Linked DNA regions of Homo sapiens: region 2 is linked to region 1. Evidence: chromatin contacts called from ENCODE Hi-C or POLR2A ChIA-PET data. All regions are on one chromosome and are shown on one strand. The core of a region is the stretch at or near the end of the contact, and the rest is flanking DNA. Distances in the headings are between cores, read along the strand shown.

Region 1 (6,002 bases), core at 2,596-5,095:
CCGGCCAACATGGAAAAACCCCACCTCTACTAAAAATACGAAAACTAGCCGGCCATGGTGGTGCATGCCTGTAATCCCAGCTATTCCGGAGGCTGAAGCACCAGAATCGCTTGAACCCGGGAGGTGGGGGTGCAGTGAGCCGAGATCGTGCCACTGCACCTCCAGCCTGGGTGACCCAGTGAGACTGTCTCAAAAAAACAAAAATGCCCCAGTTGTCATCTGAATTGATATTACTTAAAATGATAACCTGACAAGGGGAGATTTCCTATCAGCTGAAAAATAACAGGATTCATAGACCTCTAATTTTAAATGTATTTGGGGCCTCCTAGTTCTGTTTTTCTCTCATTTGTCTTATTTCTGCTGCCCCCTTGGAATTGTAGCATTAGGGCACAAAATCTTTTCCTACTCTATACAGTAGGGAAGAGAAAAAGGCAGAGATCTGCTCCAGATAAGCCACTTGTGTGTATATCTACATAATATTCCACTCTTAATTTCTTGTACTACTCAGTAATCTGAAAGGTAAAATGAATGTTCCTGGCAAGTTAGACACACTTGTACAGAAATGTTCGGCTCTTTGTGTTTGTACTTTCTGTAAGTCTTATACCTATGTACTAGGGTTTTTACAGGGAAAGTGGTGGTATAATTTGTAAGATGTATGGTTGAAAGAAAATATTCCTATATGTGCAAACATATCCAACAAAAATCCCCCAGCACCTAAGAGAACAAATTATATAAGTTAAATCTAGTTATGTTTTACCCATCCAAGTAGCTGCCCACAATCTTGGATAATCATACCTGTGTATAGGTAGGTACCAAGAAGAGGACCTGGATTGATAATCTTTTCTCATCTTGCTCAAAAGAGGGCAAGGTGAGCCATACTTAGTTATTAACTAAGAGGATTAACTCAGAAAGACTTTATGAGGTTCCTTTAACACTCCACTAGTAATTATATCTCAATTAAAGCTATATTATGCTAATGAATACAAGTTATTAAAGTGAAGCACCTTGAAGTTAAAATTCAAGCTCCTTAGAATGGTGGTTACTAGAGGTTTAGAAGAGAGGAAGGGGGGATGAAAAGAAGTTGGCTAAGGGGTATAAAATACAGTTAGATAGAAGGAATAAGTTATAGAATTCAACAGTACAGTAGGAAAATTACAGTTAACAATAATTTATTGTATATTTCAAAATAGAAGAGAAGATTTATAAGTTCCCAACACAAAGAAAAGATGTATGTTTGAGGTGATGGGTAGCCCAATTACCCTGATTTGGTCATTACACATTATATACAGGTATCAAAATATCACATGTACCCCCAAAATATGTACAACTATTCTATATCAATAAAAAATTAAAAACTTCAAACTCTTTTTCCAGCACCATTAAAGTTTTGCAAAAATCATGAGACTGCCCCAAATTTTTCACTTTTTTTCACTGAGAAAGCAAGACTTGCCTTCCAGCTAATAACATATCACTATGTACTAGAAAATATGTTTTCCATATAAAAAGAAGGGAAGTAAGACTACTATTCCCTGCTCATATGAGGGGACAAAATTACAGGGGCTAATTCCTCCTGATTATGTTTAGCAAAGTTTTTCTGTGCTTCTTTTCCATTTTCTGTGAGATACTATATCATAATTTAAAGCTCCAGCTCAAAAGCCACTGTAATCAAGCAAGAAAACTTTTATGAAGGTTTCTTGGAATAATACATTTCTTTTCATTATGGAGCACAAATTGGATAATTTAGTGTAGGCAATGAATGAAATAGAGGCAATCTGACCATACTTGCTACCTCTGTATCTTGAGAATCCTGAAAGATAGGGTTTCTCTTATTCCTTTTGGGCTGGGTGGAATGATGGTTGCCCTCTTTACTGCCATTTCTTCTTCTTTTCCTGAAAATAAATTGTAAAGAGAGAGTTGTTACATGAAACAACTGATCTTTTGGATGCTTAAATTGTAAAGCCGTGACAACATACATATATGAGAACTTGTCTGAAAAAATGTCACTATCTGCTATCCCAAGATATAAAAGTCATATAAGTACTCCATTACCAGGCATGAAGATAAAAAAATGTAATACAAGAACTCTAAGTAAAGCCAAGCTGTGCATTTCATTTCTAGAAATAATTTTCATAACCTTAAATGATCCTTGAAAATAAAGAATATGAGGAATTTAATAGCTAAGTTTTCAAAATCTACCTAATTAGTTTCATTGTTTTGACTCCATGAAGTTACAATTCCAGGGTAAGTGATTTTTAACTCCTTCAATAAGATCGTAAGACATGTGTGTCTGCCAGTGTCTACTCTTAAGTTCTTATGCCAGTGGTGTAGCGACACTGAAGAGATATTTCTTGTATGCTGAATGTGGTTAGGCACTTACTGTTGCTATACCAGCTAATATTATGACATAGTTACTCCACTAGATTGTCACCATGAGATTGTGGCTGATTACTTCCTTGAAACATTCTTTTCTCAAAATTGTTTTCAATGATTGGTAAGATTACATCTTCAGTTTCAAGTTCCTTGTCAATAAGTAATCAGATTGCAGCGTTTGACATAGTTTTCACAGCACTCTATTATTAACCAGACATTTGCTTAGAGACTTACTTTTGAGTTTTTGGTACTCCTAAGAATGGCTGAGTTTACTCATTTTTATAATTTCATTACTCTTTAATCAATTCTCATCTCTAGGAGACTGAGTACTAGGAGACTCTAGGAGACTGAGTACTGAGTACAAAATGCCAAATAAAAAATCACGTAGAAAACTGCTCCTATATTACACTCCATTATGAAATGATTGATTATATATAAAGAAAAAATGACCGGGTGTAAATATTATTTTATTTCACAATGTTTATTGAGCATCCACTAAGTGCTAGGCACTCCTCCAGGTGCCAGGATAAAAGAGTGAAACAAACACATGCCACAGCTCTGCCTTCATTAGGGAGCATGGTGATGTTTGTCTTTGATCATGGTATTTTGAGTATTTGAGTATTTTGCGCTCAAGTTTTACTGAAACTTTCAACAGCTTACAATACGTTTGCATTGTTTTTAAAACAGAGTAATACTATGAAAATGATTTTTCAAAGTGTGAAGCTGAGTTTAAAAAGCGGAATGTTCATGAAACAATGTTAATCTCATTTTTTAAAATGCAACTTTACGAATGAAAAACATCTAAGGAAATTTATCACAGAATATGATTAATGGTCACGGCTGGGTGATCGGACTGTGGATAAGATTGGTTTCCTTTATTACGCTTTAACAGTCTAACCAAGTTTTCTACCATGAGATTCAGAGACGTTTGTAATGAAAGAATACATTGATAAAGGTCCATAGAACCCCAGTAACACGTGGAGAAAGATGACAAAACCAATCAGAGAAACAGAAATACCAGTTGCTAGGGTACCTAGCAGCCTCACCGAGGAAATGCCAATTTGAAAAACAGAATGCTATTGTCCACTGACTGAGTTTTCGCGAGGGACCACATCCCCACCTCACCCCCGCCTCCAGGGCTTGTAAGGCACTGACAACCAAAGAACCAGCATGTTCTTTCGGAGAAGGCTTCGCGGGATTTTTTTTCAAGCACGAAGGGCGGGGCACGAGGCAAGCAGGGCCGCGCCACCGGCCAACACTGTCACCTGCAGGTCATGAGAGCCGAGCGCCACCAACCCCGGAAGAAAATACATATCCGCTGCGTTTCCGCCCTGAGCCCCGAGATCTTGGCTGAGAAAGCAAAGCGTGATGACCGTGGGGACCAGAGCTCGGACTGGTACCGGCCGGAAAGGCCCCGACGAACTTACCGTACAGGGCAGCCTCCCATAGTCCTGCCCTCGGAACCATAGCAACCGCGCAGGAAGTTCCTGCGCCGCCGGAAAAACGCAGCCCGGAGGGCGGGGCTGGCCAAGGATTGACGGGCTCTGGGCCTGCGCATCGGAGCCCGGGGAGGTCGGCTCCTGTTTCCTCTGGGTCCGCCGCAGGCTCCCTTCCCTGCAGTTGGGAGCTGACGCCTGAGGGACGATCCGCTGAGGGTCAGGCTCTGCTGCGCGACTGCCCGAGCCGCCCCATGTTCGAGACCTGTGCCAATCCCATGGACATTCTCCTCCCACCCAGCCAGCCTCTGAACACGCTTCTCACGTGGCACACGCCCTGTCCTCGCAGCCCTCACACCGCTGATCCTCCTCGGCGACCTCAGCGCCCCCGGGGCTGACCAGGCCGTGGCCGGCGCCTCTCCGTCCTCGGGGGGGTCTCCTTCCCCCCACTTAAGTCTCTTCTGCCCGCGGTCATGCCCTGGGCCTCAGGAAAGACCGCGCCCCTCCACGATGTCCATTTCTTGCATCCCCCATTCTCATAACGGGCAGCACCCGATCGTGTCCTAACAGCTACCTCTTCCAGTGCCCCAGCATCCACAGCCTTTAGCCTCAAGGAGGCCTCCTCTCCACTAACCACAACCGCGTTCCTCACCATTCACCTTCCTTAGCCAGCTTACCCAAAGCTATTAACTCTCTCCTCCCTACTCTCCTGGCAGTCCCCCCGCCGCCAAGTAGACAAACAATGTACACCCTCCACAAGTGTACCTTCTCTGTCTAGTCTACTTACAAGATCCCTCCACAAGCACCAGCACCCAATTTTCTCATGATATTCACTGATATTCCCTTGAGAAAATAGAAGCAATCAGAGAAGAATTCACACCACTTCCCAACAGCAGTAGACCTGCACTTATAATCTTGGCTGCTTCCCTGGAGGAAGAGACAGGATCCTACTTGAGACCAGGCCCTTCACCTGGATCCTATGCCTTCCACCTTCTTAAGGGATCATCCTTTGCAGTTATGCTTTCTCCTGAATTATCATGTTCCTCTATCTGTATTTATTATCTAAAAAGTTGGCAAAGGGAGTGCTAGAGTTTAGGCTGATCCTGGTTCTTGCTGTTAAGTAGGTGATCTCACAGGGGGCTGCATTCCCTGAGGATGGAAGGGAAGATGTGGAAAGTGGCTGATTCAAGAACTAAAGATCATGCCATAAAGGAAGCCTAACCCAGCTAGGGGCTAGGTGACCCTGCAGCCGAGGCTGTGGAGTAGACAGCCCTGGACAGGGGACTTTTAGACTGCCATGTTTGTCGCTGCATTGTGCAATTTTAACAAGAATCCTGCTAAGTCAGTTTAGTTAGAATTTCCCATCATCAATATCTCAGTTAGGTTCCTCATCCCCCAGGTGATGTCTAGTCACCCTGGCCCACCTTCACCAACAATCCTGTTAGTTCAATTTAGCCACAATACCCCCTTACCCGTGGTGTTTCCTCTTAGTAATTTTCCGTCCATTGCTCCCCACCCTGCTCCTTGGCTATAAATTTCCACTTTTCGTTGTTGTATTTGGAGTGGAACCCAGTTTCTCTCCCTTCACTGCAAAACCCCATAGCAGTGGTCCCTACACCTATCTTGATGGTCCTGAATGAAGTCTGCCTTACCGTTCTTTAACAAATGCCATGAATAATTTTTTTTCCTTAACACCCTTCACTTGGATCCCATGCCCTTCCACATTCTCAAGGAACAAGCTTTTGTAATGATCATTCCTTTTACTTGAATCACCATGTTCTCCATGTCTATCGGATCATGCTATCGTCTACAAAGTGGGCAAATAGATGGTTAGAAATGAGGGATTTTGCTTTCAAGAGCTGATCTTGGTTATTGCTGTGTTGTAGGTGAGACCCCAAGGGGCTGCATTCTCTGAGGAAGGTGGAGGGGTTGGAGGGTATGGAAAGTGGCTGATTCAAGAGCCAGGGGTGCTACCATGGGGCAAGCTTAAGCCAGATAAGGACTAGGTTACCTTGCAGCTGAGGCTGTGGAGTGGACAACCCTGGCCAGGGGCTGAAGGGAGGATGAAGCCCAGATTCAGAGGGGTCTGCAGAAGCTAGCACACATGGGCTGAGGCTGAGTCAGCCAGGGAGTACCAGATTCTGACCAAGATGAGAGAGACAAAAATGCAAGTTACACCAGCCACAGACATACGTG
Region 2 (6,002 bases), core at 2,374-4,873, 59 kb after region 1:
GTTTTTGTTTTGAAATCTAATTTTTGTTTATTCTTTAAAAATCTTTTATATTCAGTTCAGGCATACATGTGGTGCAGGTTTGTTATACAGATGAACTTGTGTCATGGGGGTTTGTTGTACGATTATTTTGTCACCCAGGTATTAAGCCTGGTACTCATGAGCTATTTTTCCTGATCCTCTCCCTCCTCCCAACCTCCACTCTTTGGTAGGCCCTGGTGTCTGTTGTTCTCCTGTGTGTGTCCATTTTTTCTCATTTTTCGCTCCAACTTATAAGTGAGAACATGCAGTATTTAGTTTTCTGTTCGTGCATTACTTTGCTAAGTATAATGACCTCCAGCTCCATCTATGTTCCAGCAATGGTTATAATGTCATTTGTTTTTATGGCTGCATACTATTCCATGGTATATATGCACTACATTTTCTTTATCCAGTCTACCATTGATGGGTTTTTAGGTTGATTCCATATCTTTGGTATTGTGAATAGTGCTGCAGTGAACGTATACATGCGTCTTTATGATAGGACAATTTATATTTCTTTGGCTATATACCCAGTAATAGGATTGCTGGATCAAATGGTAATTCTGGTTTTGGGTCTTTGGGGAATCAACACACTGTTTCTCATGATTGTTGAACTAATTTACATTTCCACCAACAGTGATTAAGTGTTTCTTTGTCTCCACAACATCACCAGCATCTTTTTTTTTTTCACTTTTTAATAATAGCCATTCTGACTCGTGTGAGATGATATCTCCTGTGGTTTGAATTGCATTTCTCTAATGATCAGTGATGTTGAGTTTTATTTCATATGCTTGTTGGCCACATGGATGTCTTCTTTTGAAAGTGTCTGTTCATATCCTTGGTCCACTTTTTAATGGTATTGTTTTTTTGTTTTGTTTTGTTTTAGACGGAGTCTCAGCCTGTTGCCCAGGCTGGAGTGCAGTGGCATGATCTCCACTCACTGTAACCTCCGCCTCATGGGTTCAAGTAATTCTCCTGCCTCAGCCACCCTAGTAGCTGGGATTATAGGCATGCACCACCACGCCCAGGTAATTTTTGTATTTTTGGTAGATATGGGGTTTTGCCATGTCGGCCAGCCTGTTCTCAAACTCCTGGCCTGAAGCGATCTGTCTGCCTCAGCCTCCCAAAGTGCTGGGATTACAGCTGTGAGGCACCGTGCCTGGCGTGTCTTTTTTTTTTTTTTTTTTTTTGTAAATTTGTTTAAGTTCCTTACAGATGCTGGAAACTAGAACTTAGATGCATAGTTTGCAAAAATATTCTCCTATTCTGTGTGTTGTGTGTTCACTCTGTGGATAGCTTCCTTGCTGTGCAGAAGTTCTATAGTTTAATTAGATCCCATTTGTCAATTTTCGCTTTTGTTGGAATGGCTTTTGGCATCTTCGTTATGAAATCTTTGCCCATTCCTATGTCTAGAATGATATTGCCTAGGTCGTCTTCCAGGATTTTTATAGTTTTAGGTTTTATACTTAAGTTCTTAATCCATTTTTACTTAATTTTTGTATAAGAAGTGATCCAGTTTCAATCTTTTGCATAAGCTAGCCAGTTATCCTGGGACCATTTATTGAATAGGGAATACTTTCTATATTGCTTGCTTTTGTTGAGTTTGTTGACGATCAGATGGTAATAGGTGTGAGGTTTGCAGCATTATTTCTGGACGGTGTATTCTATTTCATTGGTCCATGTGACTGTTTTGGTACCAGTACAATGCTTTTTTGGTTACCATGGCCTCATATTATAGTTTGAAGTCAGGTAATATGATGCCTCTGGCTTCATTCTTTTTGCTTAGGATTGCCTTGGCTATTCGGGCTCTTTTTTGGTTCCATATGAATTTTAAAGTAGTTTTTTTTTCTAATTCCACGAAGAGTGTCATTGGTAGTTTAATAGGAATATCATTGAATCTATAAACTGCAGTTTGGCCTTTTGACAACATTGCTTCTTCCTGTTCACGAGCATGGAATGTTTTTCCATTTGTTTTTGTCATCTCTGATTTCTTTAAGCAGTGTTTTGTAGTTGTCATAGTAGAGACTTTTCTCCTCCCTAGTTACCTGCATTCCTAGGTATTTTATTGTTTCTGTGGCAATTGTGAATGGGATTGTGTTTCTGATTTGGCTCTGACCTTGAAGGTTGCTGGTGTATAGAAATGCTCCGGGTTTTTGTACATTAATTTTGTATCCGGAAACTTTCCTGAAGTAGTTTATGAGATCAAGGATCTTTTTGGCAGAGAATCTGGGATTTTCTAGGTATAGAATCATATTGTTTGCGAACAGAGATTGTTTGACTTCTATGAAAAACATAGTGAAGTGAAAGCAAACATCTGTCCAGAAGGGAATAGAACAATAAAAATGCCCAATAATAAATTTAATTTGAATGTGAAGAACTAATATGAAGCAAATAACACAGTCATTGTGAGGGATACATAAAAAGACTTGAGGAAATGAGGAGTGGCTTTTTCTTGGATAGAGAAATTCTAAAATAGAAAGATAGATATTGTCCCTAAGTTAAGATGTAATTTAAAAATAATACCTAGTGTCTCACCTGGAATATTTTAGCACCTGATCAAATGATTCTGAAGTTCATCTGAAAGACAAATGTGTCAGAGTAGACAGAAAAGGAAAAAGCAATGAGGGAGGGCAAGCATTATTTCGCATTACAAATATAATTAAGCTACAGCAATTAAAATAGTATACTAGTGGTACAGGTACAAACGACTCAATGGAAGAAAATTAAAATAAGAGAGTTACATACAAAATTGAGTGGGGATGTAGGTGATGATAAAAGAGCCACTTCAAAACAGTGGGTGAAACAGGGATTCAACAAATGATGTAGAGTCCCTACCACTTAATTTTGTTCAGATGGATCAATTTTTTTTTTGTTTGTTTGTTTTGTTTTTTTTTTTTTTTTGAGATGAGGTCTCACTTTGTTGCCCAGGCTGGAGTGCAGTGGCACGATCTCGGCTCACTGCAACTTCCACCTCCCGGGTTCAAGCAATTATCCAGCCTCAGCCTCCCGAGTAGCTGAGACTACAGGCGCGTGCCACTATGCCCGGCTAATTTTTTGAATTTTTAGTAGAGATGGGGTTTCACCATGTTAGCCAGGATGATCTCGATCTACTGACCTCGTGATCTGCCCGCTTGGGCCTCCCAAAGGGCTGGGATTACAGGCGTGAGCCACTGCGCCTGGCCCGGATCAATGATTTTGAATGTACAATCATGCAACAAAAACTATGAATGTCTTATCATATTGGAGTGGGTAAGATCATTGCAAGCATGACAGCAGACTCGCGAAGGCACAAGAAAATGATTTATGAAAGCAGATATAAAATGGGTATTAACATATATAATATTTATTTCTATGATGGCGAATTTGTCCGAAACACATTGTTTTCTTAGAGTAACCTGGGCCTCATATTCTCCAACGCCATTGGAAGTGAAAGGAAGGTTGGGCGGGGGAAAAAGAAAAGTGCTTTGTAAGTTCATTTTCGTTGTCAGAAGAGCTTGTGGTTTAGGTTCTCCACAGAGGCAGGAAACCTTCAGTCACGTGGCAAATACCCCACTGAGTGCGCATGCTGCACAGATCTGTTGCTGCGCATGCGCCTTTCTGCCCACCTTCTGTCTAGGCAGAGCTCTGCAAGGAGAGGTTGTGTCTTCGTTCTTTCCGCCATCTTCGTTCTTTCCAACATCTTCGTTCTTTCTCACTGACCGAGACTCAGCCGGTAGGTCTGCAGAGTGGTCTTCCTGGTAATTTAGTTGTGAGTGAATGTGTGGAGGAGCCAGCGGGCTTAGGACAGGTCCCGTGGCACAGTCCGTGGCTTTGAGGGAAAAGGGCCTCGCGGTGGTCCTCCGCCTTCCCCCAGGTCCTGATGCAGGCGCCATGGGCCGGTAATCGTGGCTGGGCTGGAACGAGGGAGGAAGGTAGGCCGTGGAGGGGGTAGATCGCCTGAAGATGGTGCGAGTCCTGGGGGTGGGTGCTGTTAGAGGTGTCTGAGTCCCGAAAACGCCTGGAACTCTCTGAGGGAGGACAGTTTCTGGACTCTTCGTTAGGGATGCGAGAAGGGATGGTGTGGGTGGTAAGGAAGGGGCCAGGAAACTGGGAACGCTGTGGGCTGGTGACTACGGCCCCGAGGTCTGTAGAGTGCCTGGCAGAGGTGTCCAGTGAGGAACATAACCTTAACTCTGTGTCGCAACTTCTCATCTCAGCCATGGACCTCATGGAAAGGAATGGTTGAGGCTGTGCATTCCAACAAAACTTGATTTTTCGGGGAGTGGGGAGGAGGTGGTGGTGGCCCTAGTATATCAGAGTGGGAGGAAAGCAGCAGTCACTTCAGTTTCAATTTTCTGCCCGTTTTTTTCCTAAATGTGTAAATGATGGAGAGTCTAATTGTGAAGCCAAAACTCAGAAAAGTCCTCTGTCTTTTGCTATGGCGTTAAGGTGTTTTCTGTGCCTCTTCGACTATGATACAAACAAATCTGTCCTTAGTTTGATTGGAAAGCATGCGTACTTATCAATGCTCTGTGACTTAGTTTGAAAATATTTTCAAAATTAAAAAAGTACAAATCACCATTTTGCCATGGAATGTTCATATATATAGCTAAGTTCTTACACACTTTTTCCAAATAACAATATTTTGTTTTCAGTGAGAGATATGAGTGAGCATGTAACAAGATCCCAATCCTCAGAAAGAGGAAATGACCAAGAGTCTTCCCAGCCAGTTGGACCTGTGATTGTGAGTCCTTTAGCATTTGATGTTTTCTATTAACACATTTTATTTTAAAAAATATTTTTGAGCGAGTGTACATGCACTGATACAGGTGTTCCATGCTAATAAAAAATGATGATGGCATCTCATGAAGGCAACTTTGGTTCAGGAATATTATATTCTGGTGTTGCCTTATGGATATGGATATTTTACTCTCTCTCTATATATATATCTATTGGAAAATGTCTTTAGATTTATGATTCGATGCACATATGCATTTGTGTGTTTATATTATTGACTTTTTATTCGCACACACACTTACACCCTTAGGTCCAGCAGCCCACTGAGGAAAAACGTCAAGAAGAGGAACCACCAACTGATAATCAGGGTATTGCACCTAGTGGGGAGATCAAAAATGAAGGAGCACCTGCTGTTCAAGGTGAAGGGAGAGTGGAGAATAATGCTTATGGGTGGTGGAGGTCTATTTATGCATTATATTTTGTGACATACCAGTAACAGGAGGACAGAAAACATTAGGAAGGAATCTTAAACATTTCTTACTGCTGCTGTGCGGAGGGGTGGGACAAGGACACATAAAAAGCCACAAACTTTCCTACCATTTTGACGGAGGCTTTTTATTGATTGGGTATTTGCATGGTTGCCGTAAACCTTTGAGTGTTTTCCAGAGTTCCTGTATGGTTTGTTCAGCTATTTTCTGTTTTTTGTTTTGTTTTGTTTTGTTTTATGCTTCTGTGGAAGAATGGCAGCTTGCAGCTTCCTAGTCTGCCATCTGCGGACATCTCTCATGTATTTTTATAAGATACTTTTTAACACATTTATTAATGCTTCCTCATGCTGTGTAATATACTAAGCGCCGGAGATGTCAGTGCCAAATTTTTGCCTAAAGCTCATAGTCTAGTCAGACTGACTCAAACAAATCACTGATTTAATGTGATAAGAATAAGAACAAATGAGTACAAAAGGAACAAGTAAGTTGTCTAGGGCCAGCCTTGGGAAAGGAAAGGGCAATGTTTGAACATTTCTGCTTTCCTGCTTTTCTGGCAACAGACTTCTGAAATAATTAGCCTACAGGTTTTTATTTCACAATGATGAGGGAATAAATATTATTACCTCGTTCATAGTTCATATTTTAATTCGTAAATTGACGACTTTTTATCTTTAAGGGACTGATGTGGAAGCTTTTCAACAGGAACTGGCTCTGCTTAAGATAGAGGATGCACCTGGAGATGGTCCTGATGTCAGGGAGGGGACTCTGCCCACTTTTGAT

What was found. A loop is a pair of places that touch in the nucleus more often than their neighbours do. ChIA-PET counts read pairs that join two places held with the same protein, here RNA polymerase II (POLR2A). Pooled maps may share reads with other maps.
Region 2: a map of chondrocyte shows a loop between it and region 1 (2.9-fold over the local background). The contact joins the promoter of PAGE5 here to the promoter of VCF2 in region 1. A Hi-C loop is called at or near these places in 3 of 168 maps with a recorded cell type or tissue (Caco-2, Calu3 and chondrocyte) and 2 of 50 pooled maps. POLR2A ChIA-PET finds 5 or more read pairs at or near these places in 1 of 52 experiments (GM12878).

Annotation. Positions count from the first base shown.
Region 1 is chrX:55,157,340-55,163,341 of GRCh38, forward strand. It overlaps VCF2 (VCP nuclear cofactor family member 2), which reads right to left and starts at 3,846. Exons shown (of 3, transcript NM_001166701.4): 1 at 3,798-3,846; 2 at 1,790-1,889. The coding sequence starts at 3,817. RefSeq lists enhancers at 3,509-3,808, 3,634-4,134, 4,135-4,635.
Region 2 is chrX:55,216,723-55,222,724 of GRCh38, forward strand. PAGE5 (PAGE family member 5) reads left to right here and starts at 3,624. Exons shown (of 5, transcript NM_001013435.3): 1 at 3,624-3,730; 2 at 4,653-4,741; 3 at 5,045-5,153; 4 at 5,899-6,002. The coding sequence starts at 4,661.